Regions from separate parts of the Homo sapiens genome. Here region 1 is linked to region 2. The links are chromatin contacts, found by Hi-C in ENCODE. All regions are on one chromosome and are shown on one strand. The core of a region is the stretch at or near the end of the contact, and the rest is flanking DNA. Distances in the headings are between cores, read along the strand shown. Region 1 holds the start of CETN2 (centrin 2). Region 2 holds the start of EOLA2 (endothelium and lymphocyte associated ASCH domain 2).

Region 1 (4,351 bases), core at 1,497-3,996, 2.9 Mb before region 2:
TGCCAAGCTAGGGAGTTACAAGGGGGGAAAGATGGTGGAGCCCCTAGAAGTTGGAAGCAGGAGTGAGTGTTGCGACTGGAAAGATCACCTTGGCTGCAGTGCAGGGAAGAGATTTTGGACAAGTCTAAGGCTCCAGGCATGGTGGGCGGGGGGGAATGACAAGAGCAAATCAGAGACAAGAACTACATTTGACTCTTGAACAATGTGGGGGTTAGGGGCACGGAGCCCCGAAGTCAAAAATCCACATATAACTTTTGACTCACCTAAAACTTCACTAATATAGCTTACTGTTGGCTGGAAGCCTTACCAATAATGTAAACAGTTGATGAACAAATATTTTGTACATTACATGTATTACATACTGTGTCCCAGCAATAAATTAAGCTAGAGAAAAGAAAATGTTACTATGAAATCATAAGGAAGAGAAAATATATTTACTATTCACTGAGTGAAAGTGGATCATCATGGTCTCCATCCTCACGGTCTTCCTGATGAGTATGCTGAGAAGGAAGATGAGGAGGAGCTGATCCTGCTGCTCAGCGGTGGGAGAGATGAGAAAAAAATCTGCCTGTAAATGGACTCACAAGGTTCAAACCCATGTTGTTCAGGGGTCAACTGTAATACTGCCTGAAGACCTGCTCAACATCAGGCCACTTTACATATAAGTAGTTCATCCCATTGAGATGCAAAAGTATCCCATCAGGTAGACAGTACTGGTCTCACTCAACAAATGAGAAACAGGCTCAGAGAGGTTAAGCGACTTGCCCAAGGTCACACAGCCTGCACACAGCCTGCGCAGAACTTGTGTTTTTCCCTTGTACTCTGTCAGGCTTCCGATCTGCAGGTTGACGGACTGGGAAGCAAGGTATGGAGGGACATTAAGCTAGAAGGGTTACCAGGGGCAAAACTGGGCAGAGGGATCACAGGCCAGGCTAAGGAGCCCTTTACGGTTCAGGCTCTGAAGGTTTAAGAGCAGGGAGATGCCCTGACCAGGGCCGTTCACTACGAAGATTAACCTGGTAGAGCAGGGAGGACTAGCTAGGTGAGAGCTGGGAAACAGGGGAGCTACTCATCAGTTGTCTAATATGTGCCCCTCTCTGTTCTAGGTCCTGGAGTACCAGTAGTGAATACAACAAAGATGCCTGCCCTCAGACAGCCTGCCTTCTAGTGGAGGGACAACAAAGAGCAAAACAAACAAGCAAAATATACAGTAGGTCAGAAGGGGATAAGAACTGTTGGAAAAAAAAGTAGAGCAAGGTGAGTGGCTTGTTTGTACTGGGGGCTGCAATACTTAAATAGGGTGCCTAAGAGGAGGCAGGCGGAGAGGACAACTGAGACAAAGATGAGAGGCAGGAGTGTGGCTGGCACATGAGGTTCAACCACAAAGCCAGTGTTCTGGGGCTGGAGTGAGCCAGACGAGAGAAGAGTTGTGGAGCGATGGAAGGGGACACGTCGTGCCAAGCTTTGGAGATCACAGTGAGAACTCTGGCTCGTACTACTTGGGGGGATGATGATGACCCAAAAGTCAGGAATCTGTTCACTGCTGAAGAGAGAAGAGGGCAAAGGGCAGCAGCTCCATTTAAAAGGTTCTAATAAGCCTCGGGCCTTTCTCTGTCTGAGAAACTTACTCTCTGCCCTCTGTCTCCCTAGATTACTGCCCCTATGCCTGGAGGAAAAACAGGTGAAGGCTAAAAGCCACGGGGATAGCTAAAGAGGGCAAACTGGACCTCCAGCTCCACTTCTGCAGGTCTATGTCAGTCCACAGCCCTTGCACACGCTCCCTTTTAATTCTCCAAGCATACCTCTCACTTCCAAAACTCCTGTGACTCTGCTGATGAGGGCGTCTCGGCCTGGAATGCTCCTCCTTATCTGCATTGTGTGGGTGTCAAAAAGAGTATATTTTGATGACCTCTCCCCGCCCCTCATGCTCGCTCACATCCCCCTCACTCCTTTCAAAGTCCGTTCCCAAAGGCCCCAGTTCACCGTCCTGGGCTGCTTTTAGCCAGGTAAGATCTAAAGTGATCCTCTCTTGGAACCTGGTCTGGGGCCTATACATCTGGGTCAGTCTAGGGGTGCTCTCGAAGGGCCACCCTCAAAGAGCGAGCCTCGGCTGGATTCAGTTCCTAGGTCCCAGCCGTCCGACCTCTGCGACAACACTCAGCACACCCCTTCCCCTCTCCGGGTCTCAGTTGCCCCGTGAGTACAGTCCCTGCTCCAACACGCAAGGTAATCGTTTCTGGCTGCTCTGATGCACTCGGTCCCTAAACTCAGCCTTAGGTCAACCCAGAAAGCACCCGACCCGGGCGACCCCGTAGCTCCCCACCCTCCCGCACTGCCCAGTCGCTGACACAGGGTGACCTCCAATGGCAAGGCCACGACTCTTACCCGTCCGTAGGCGCCCCCCTGTCTGGCCTCAGCTCGCAAGCAGGCTGCACCCACTGAACTCCAGGCCCGGACCGCCACCCTTTACTCCCCTCCCGCGTGAGCCGAGAATCAGCCGAGCTTCCTCCACCAAGAGGATTGGCCCAGCTCGGCGACGACTCAGCCAATTGGCGCTCACGGCGTGATCTTGCCCAATAAAGACGGGGCTCTGTCGCCAGCGTGCCCCTCCCCGCGCTGGGCCGGGGCTTTGCCAGGTTAGTCCCACCCTCTTCGGCCCTGCACCAATAGGGAGAGGCGGCGACGAGCGGACGGCCAATGGGGAGCGGGGCTGCGCGCGCGGGGCGGTGGGAACGGCGCCGAGTCAGTGTACACGTCGGTTGCCTAACAACCGGCAGCGGACTCCTTTGGCTATGGTGAGTGCTGCCGCTCTGTCGCGCCCCACGCCCAGCGGCTGAGCCCTTCCCAGGCCCCAGCTCGGCCACGCCGCCTCTCCTGCGCCTTTCTCGGCTTTAGCGCACCAGTCTTTCCTTTGAGCTCTTTCCCGGGAGAGTAGGGTACAGACGCTAACCAACCTACTGGGCCTGCGCTTCGCTGCTGCCTCCTCTTCACCCACAACAGGCCCACACCCGCCCCTCGGGCTCCCCTTGCATTCCCTGATCCCCTCGGTGAACCTCCCTGGGCAAAAAAGACTCGAATCCCTCACAGGCCCCTGACTCTCTCAGACCTTGGCCCCCTGGCCTCCTCATTCTGCCAAAATTTCCACACACAGCTGGGAAAAGGTGTATCGTGTTCTGTTACAATGTTTTTTACAATTTAAATACAGGGGCATTCAGGGGATGCTTTAGCTTCTTGGAGAAGGCACGAAGGTGCCAGATGGATTGAGTTTTATTACTCGGTACTGACACAATATACATCTTAACAACTTACTAATATTTGGCCAAATCTAGAAGTAATTGGGAAGTCGGAGTACTTACTGGGAAGGGGAGTACTGGGAGTGGGCATCGTAAGACTGTTTTCAGAACCAGGATCCCCACGTTCGGGAAGAGCTGATTATCTCTAGTTATTCACAGTCATCTTCTTGACTGGCTCTCTTTTGGGATGATTTTCAGTAAGAGGTGTCCTTACTGAACAAGTGATCTCCCTGCTTCTAGAAACAACAGTAAAGAAAAGGGAGGGGTAGAAGTTCATGGAAAGATTCATTGTTCTTGCCAGTAAACCCTGTTATCTTTCTTTTTAAGCAAAGCTTTGGAATTGGTTATATAAATGACTTTAAAAATACATATGGGTGTCTGTAACTATGTTATGTAAATATGGACTGTATGATATATTATTGTGCTTGTGTATTGCATAACATATAAAGGCCTCCAACTTTAAGAAGGCAAACATGGCATCAAGTTCTCAGCGAAAAAGAATGAGCCCTAAGCCTGAGCTTACTGAAGAGCAAAAGCAGGAGATCCGGGAAGCTTTTGATCTTTTCGATGCGGATGGAACTGGCACCATAGATGTTAAAGAACTGAAGGCAAGCTCTGTGCATTCCTGCCGTACTGCCCTTCCTTTCCTCTGCCTCTTCCTTGTCATCTCCCTATCACCTCTCTACCCCTTTTGCCCTCTTCTCCCTGCAGTAAGTAACAGGGGAGGTTGTACTGTGCTGTTTTCCTGTCTTTACTTACTTTGAGTATTATTCAATAAAATTGATTGCAAATATCAATTAGATCAATGTCATAGTGTTCCCCAATCATATTAACATGACCACATCAGATGCTGGCTTAATGCTCTCAACACTGTTATTTTTGCTCCTGCTACTTTAGATGTGCTTATTGAGACGATCCTGTTTTCTTTATAGGTGGCAATGAGGGCCCTGGGCTTTGAACCCAAGAAAGAAGAAATTAAGAAAATGATAAGTGAAATTGATAAGGAAGGGACAGGAAAAATGAACTTTGGTGACTTTTTAACTGTGATGACCCAGAAA
Region 2 (3,894 bases), core at 791-3,290:
AGCTGTTCTGCCCCCCTGCTCCTCCTCCCTCAGCTCCGCCCCAGCTGTTCCTCCCACAGTTCCGCCCCCCAGCTCCTCCTCCCGCAGCTCCGCCCCAGCTATTCCGACGCCAGCCCCTGCTCCACCCGGCACTTAACCATTTCCGCCCACAGCTCTTTCCCACAACTACGCCCTCCTCTTGCAGGCGGCTCCTCCAGAAGCTCTGACCCAGTCCCCGCTGCAGCCACAGCCCCAGCTTCTTACCCCCAGCTCCTCCTCCCACAGCTCTTTCCCACTGCCCCGCCCTGCTACCCCTTCATCACCGCTCCCAGCTCCGCCTCCTCTAGCCCCGTCTCGCTTCTCCTACCCCTCTGCCCACCCCAACAACCTTTCAGCTCTTTCCTCCAGCTCTGCACTAGCTCCTCCCCCGCAATTCTCACCCGCCAGCCTTGGTGCAGCTTGGCTCCTCCTTCTCCAGCTCTTTCCCGCAGCCCCGCCCCATCTGCTCCCACAGCGCTTTGCCACAGCCTCGCCCTGCTCCTCCTCCAGGAACGCCCGGCTTTCCCTCAGCTCCACCCTGCAGCTGAGCTGTGCACCAGGCCCTCCCACAGAGCTTTCTCGTGATTCCACCCTACACCTCCCCAAGCCGCCGCTCCCCTAAGCTGGTTCTCAGGAGTCCGCGGAGTCCTCCCGCAGCTGTTCCTCGCTCAATTGCCCACTGCCCCGGCCTGCTCCTCACACCACTGATGGCAAAGCCCCGACCCCAGACCCTCCCCAGTGGTTTCTCTCGGCCCGGCCCTACCCCGCCCCTCCAACGCCTGCTTCCAAGGCCCCGCCCCCAGCCCATCCTCAGCGGTTTCTCTCAGCTCCGCCCCGCCCCAGCCCCACCCGGCTCCTCCTGCGGCTGGTTAAAAGGCCCCGCCCCCAGCCGCTCCCCAATGGCTTCGCTCAGACCCGCCCTGCCCCGAACCCCCCCCTGCTTCTCCCGCGGCTGCCTCCGAAGCCCCGCCCCGCGCCGAGCCCCGCCTCTCCCCATCTCCTCCCTGTTTCTCCCGCGGGTGCTTCCAAAGCCCCGCCCCCAGCACCCCCCTCAGCGGTCTCTCTCAGCCCGATCCAACCCTTTTCTGAGCCCCGCCCTGTTTCTCCTGTGGCTGCGTGCAAACCCCACCCCCCAGCCCCACCCCAGAGGTTCCCCTCGGCCCTGCCCCGCCCCCCCAGCCCCGCTTCTCCAAAGGCTGTTTTCAAAGCCCCGCCCCCGAGCCCCTCCCCGGCGGTTCCCTCAGCCCCGCCCCACCCCTCCCCGAGCCCCAGCCCCCCCCGAACCCCGCCCCGCCCCACTCCTCCCCCAGCCCTGCCCTGCTTCTCCAGCACCAGCTTCCAAAGCCCCGCCCCCAACCCCTCCCCACTGGTTTCTTTCAGCCCCACCTTCCTCCTCTCACCAGCCCCCTCCCTCCCCGCGCTGGTTCTCAGGAGTCCGCGAGCTCCTCCTGCAGCCTCTCCTCGCCCAGATCGCCCATAGCCCCGCCCCCAATGGTTTCTCTCAGCCCCGCCCCACCCCCTCGAGTCCCCGCCCCATCCCAAGTCCCCGCCCCATCCCCTCAAGTCCCCGCCCCACTCTCAACCCCGCCCCAGCGGTTTCCTCACTCCCGCCCTTCCCCTCCCCCAGCTCCGCCCTCCTCCTCTCAGCCCCGCCCCCATCCCCTCCCCATTGGTTTCTCCCAGTTCCTTCCTGCTGGTCTCGCAGCTCTGGGCTTAAAAATCCTGCCTGGTGGTCTCGTCCCGCCCCTCCTCTTCCTCCCTCCGGTTCCTTTTCCTCCTTCCGGTTCTTGGTCTAGGCTGCCTGTCTCGAGCTCCCCGGCCTTGTCCTGGTTGGCTGGCGCGGGACAGGATCCGGTAAACTGAACAGCGTCTCCTTGTGGCAAGTGCGTGCGTACGTGCGTGGCGACGTCACTGCGTGGCTTCGTGAATACGTGGCTTCCTAGCGATTTGGCGGTGTATAGGCGTGGCTGAATACGGGCCTCCTGCGTACGTGCGTGGTGTACGTACGTGCGTGATTACGCGCACACGTACGTTCCTCATGAAAGGGACGACGGGAGCTGCATGAAAGCCGAAGTTATGGACCGCTAGCATCTGTCACTGGCCACCGGTTTCCGGGAGTAAGCGGCAGCTACCTTACAGCCCTGACACGAGCCGGGTGCTCTCTCTTCTCACCGCGGCCCACGTCTCCTCGCTGGCTCCGGTGGCCTCGCTGGGTCGCGAGGAGGCGGAGGACTGTACTCTGAGGCCAAAAGCCAGAGTCGGCCCTGAACGCCCACGACTCTCAGGGTCCAGAGGCCGTGAGACCGGCCGCGGCTGAAAGGTACCAGGGCCCCTGATGCCGGAGCCCGTGTGCTCGGCCCTCTTGCAGACGGTACTTGCGGGCTGGGGTTTCTTTCCCCTGGGTTTCGGGCAGAGAACCCGTGCGGGGCGCGCCCGAAGCGCCCTTTGGTGTCCCTTGCTCTCCCCATGGTCTCGGCCCCCCTCCTTCTAAGCGCGTGTACCCGCGACCTGCGTCTGCAAGTGCTGCTCCACACACAGCGGCCCCATCTCGGCCCGGTCTTCCCTGCCTCCCGCTTGGCCCCTGTGCTGTAAGCTCGCCTGGACCCCAGGCCGGGCGGTGCATAGCTCTGTGGCCTGTGGCCCCGTGCTCAGCATGACCTAACCAGAATTAAGCAGTGGACAATGGGATTTAGGCCCCCCAAACCCTCGTCCGATGACAATGGGAGGGGAAGTGTGATTTTTCTCCCCTCGGATGGAGCGTGCTCAGCTGTAGGAATGTGACTCAACTTGCTGAAATGATTTTCTGCTCTGCGGACTGGTGCACCCTGTGACCCAGACAGATGTGGAGGGTCCCACCGCTCTGATTAGCAGAACCAAACCGTGAGTGAGGTGCACATGTGTTACTCTTAGGACCGGCCCTCCCAGCTCTTGGTTTCCAATGCCTGCTGAGTAGAAGACCTTCCTAGGGCCATTAACCAGCTTTGCTGACTTGCATTTAATGACCTTTCCTCTTTATCTTCCTTGTTGTGCAGGTAAAGAAACCAAGTGGAAGAGTGTTTCCTCCTCTGGCCGTAAAGCAGGTACTCTCTGCAGCACCAGGTAGGAGGGGACTCAACCCCCTTCTTGCCTTTTCAGTTACATCAGTTCCTACTAGGGATTCCACACACACACAGTTGTTGTGATTTTGTGGTGATGACGAGAAAAGGGTTGGCTAAGAAACTGGGCGGCAGAAAAGAGGCAAACATTCACTGTAGCCATTTATCCCGATGGAAGTGGCCAGGCCCTGTGGGGGACATTCAGCCTCCGTCAGAAGTAATCCAGAACCAAGGAACCTGGTTATCTTTGGTCACTCATCAGAAGAATAATCATGCTCAGGGGCCACAAGTGTGTGAGGAAATGGCACCATGGATGGGTTGGTGGAGGGTACACGGGTGAGTCTTTGTGGAAAGTCATTTGCTGGCAGATATCAGCATCTTAGATGGGCGTGCCAGGCGGCCGAGGCATTTCCTTCAGCATGTCTTCACACAGCGAGTGTTAGAAGTAATGTCATTTCTAGTGGCAAAAGTGGGAAGCAACTTGTAACTCTCCATCAGTGGAGGAATGGTCAGGCAAATTATGAGACGACCAACAATGGGATATCACCCAGGCAGTGAAAAACAAGGTAGATGAAGATTGTCAGGTGGAAAGAATGGGCTTGATGTGCTGTCAAATGGCAAACTCGTGCCCTAGCCTGTGCAGATGTGTTGGGAACAGCAGTTTGCCAAGATGGCTGAAACAAAGGACCATAAAGGGGCTGGCTTAAAGAACAGACAATCATTGTCTCGCAGTTCTGGAGGATGGAAGTCTGAAATCAAAGTGGTGGCCAGGTTCGTTTGT

Evidence for each region. A loop is a pair of places that touch in the nucleus more often than their neighbours do. Pooled maps may share reads with other maps.
Region 1: a loop to region 2 is called in a map of naive thymus-derived CD4-positive, alpha-beta T cell, with 15 times the contacts of the local background. The contact joins the promoter of CETN2 here to the promoter of EOLA2 in region 2. A Hi-C loop is called at or near these places in 1 of 168 maps with a recorded cell type or tissue (naive thymus-derived CD4-positive, alpha-beta T cell), 1 of 37 single-sample maps with no recorded cell type and 6 of 50 pooled maps.

Annotation. Positions count from the first base shown.
Region 1 is chrX:152,829,152-152,833,502 of GRCh38, reverse strand. It overlaps CETN2 (centrin 2), which reads left to right and starts at 2,746. Exons shown (of 5, transcript NM_004344.3): 1 at 2,746-2,795; 2 at 3,743-3,901; 3 at 4,226-4,351. The coding sequence starts at 2,793. NSDHL (NAD(P) dependent 3-beta-hydroxysteroid dehydrogenase NSDHL) reads right to left here and starts at 2,440. Exons shown (of 8, transcript NM_015922.3): 1 at 2,386-2,440. RefSeq lists a silencer at 2,507-2,846.
Region 2 is chrX:149,936,637-149,940,530 of GRCh38, reverse strand. It overlaps EOLA2 (endothelium and lymphocyte associated ASCH domain 2), which reads left to right and starts at 2,040. Exons shown (of 5, transcript NM_001013845.2): 1 at 2,040-2,338; 2 at 3,051-3,098. It overlaps EOLA2-DT (EOLA2 divergent transcript), which reads right to left and starts at 1,983. Exons shown (of 12, transcript NR_027456.1): 1 at 1,745-1,983. RefSeq lists silencers at 35-144, 795-854, 1,135-1,214, 1,325-1,594.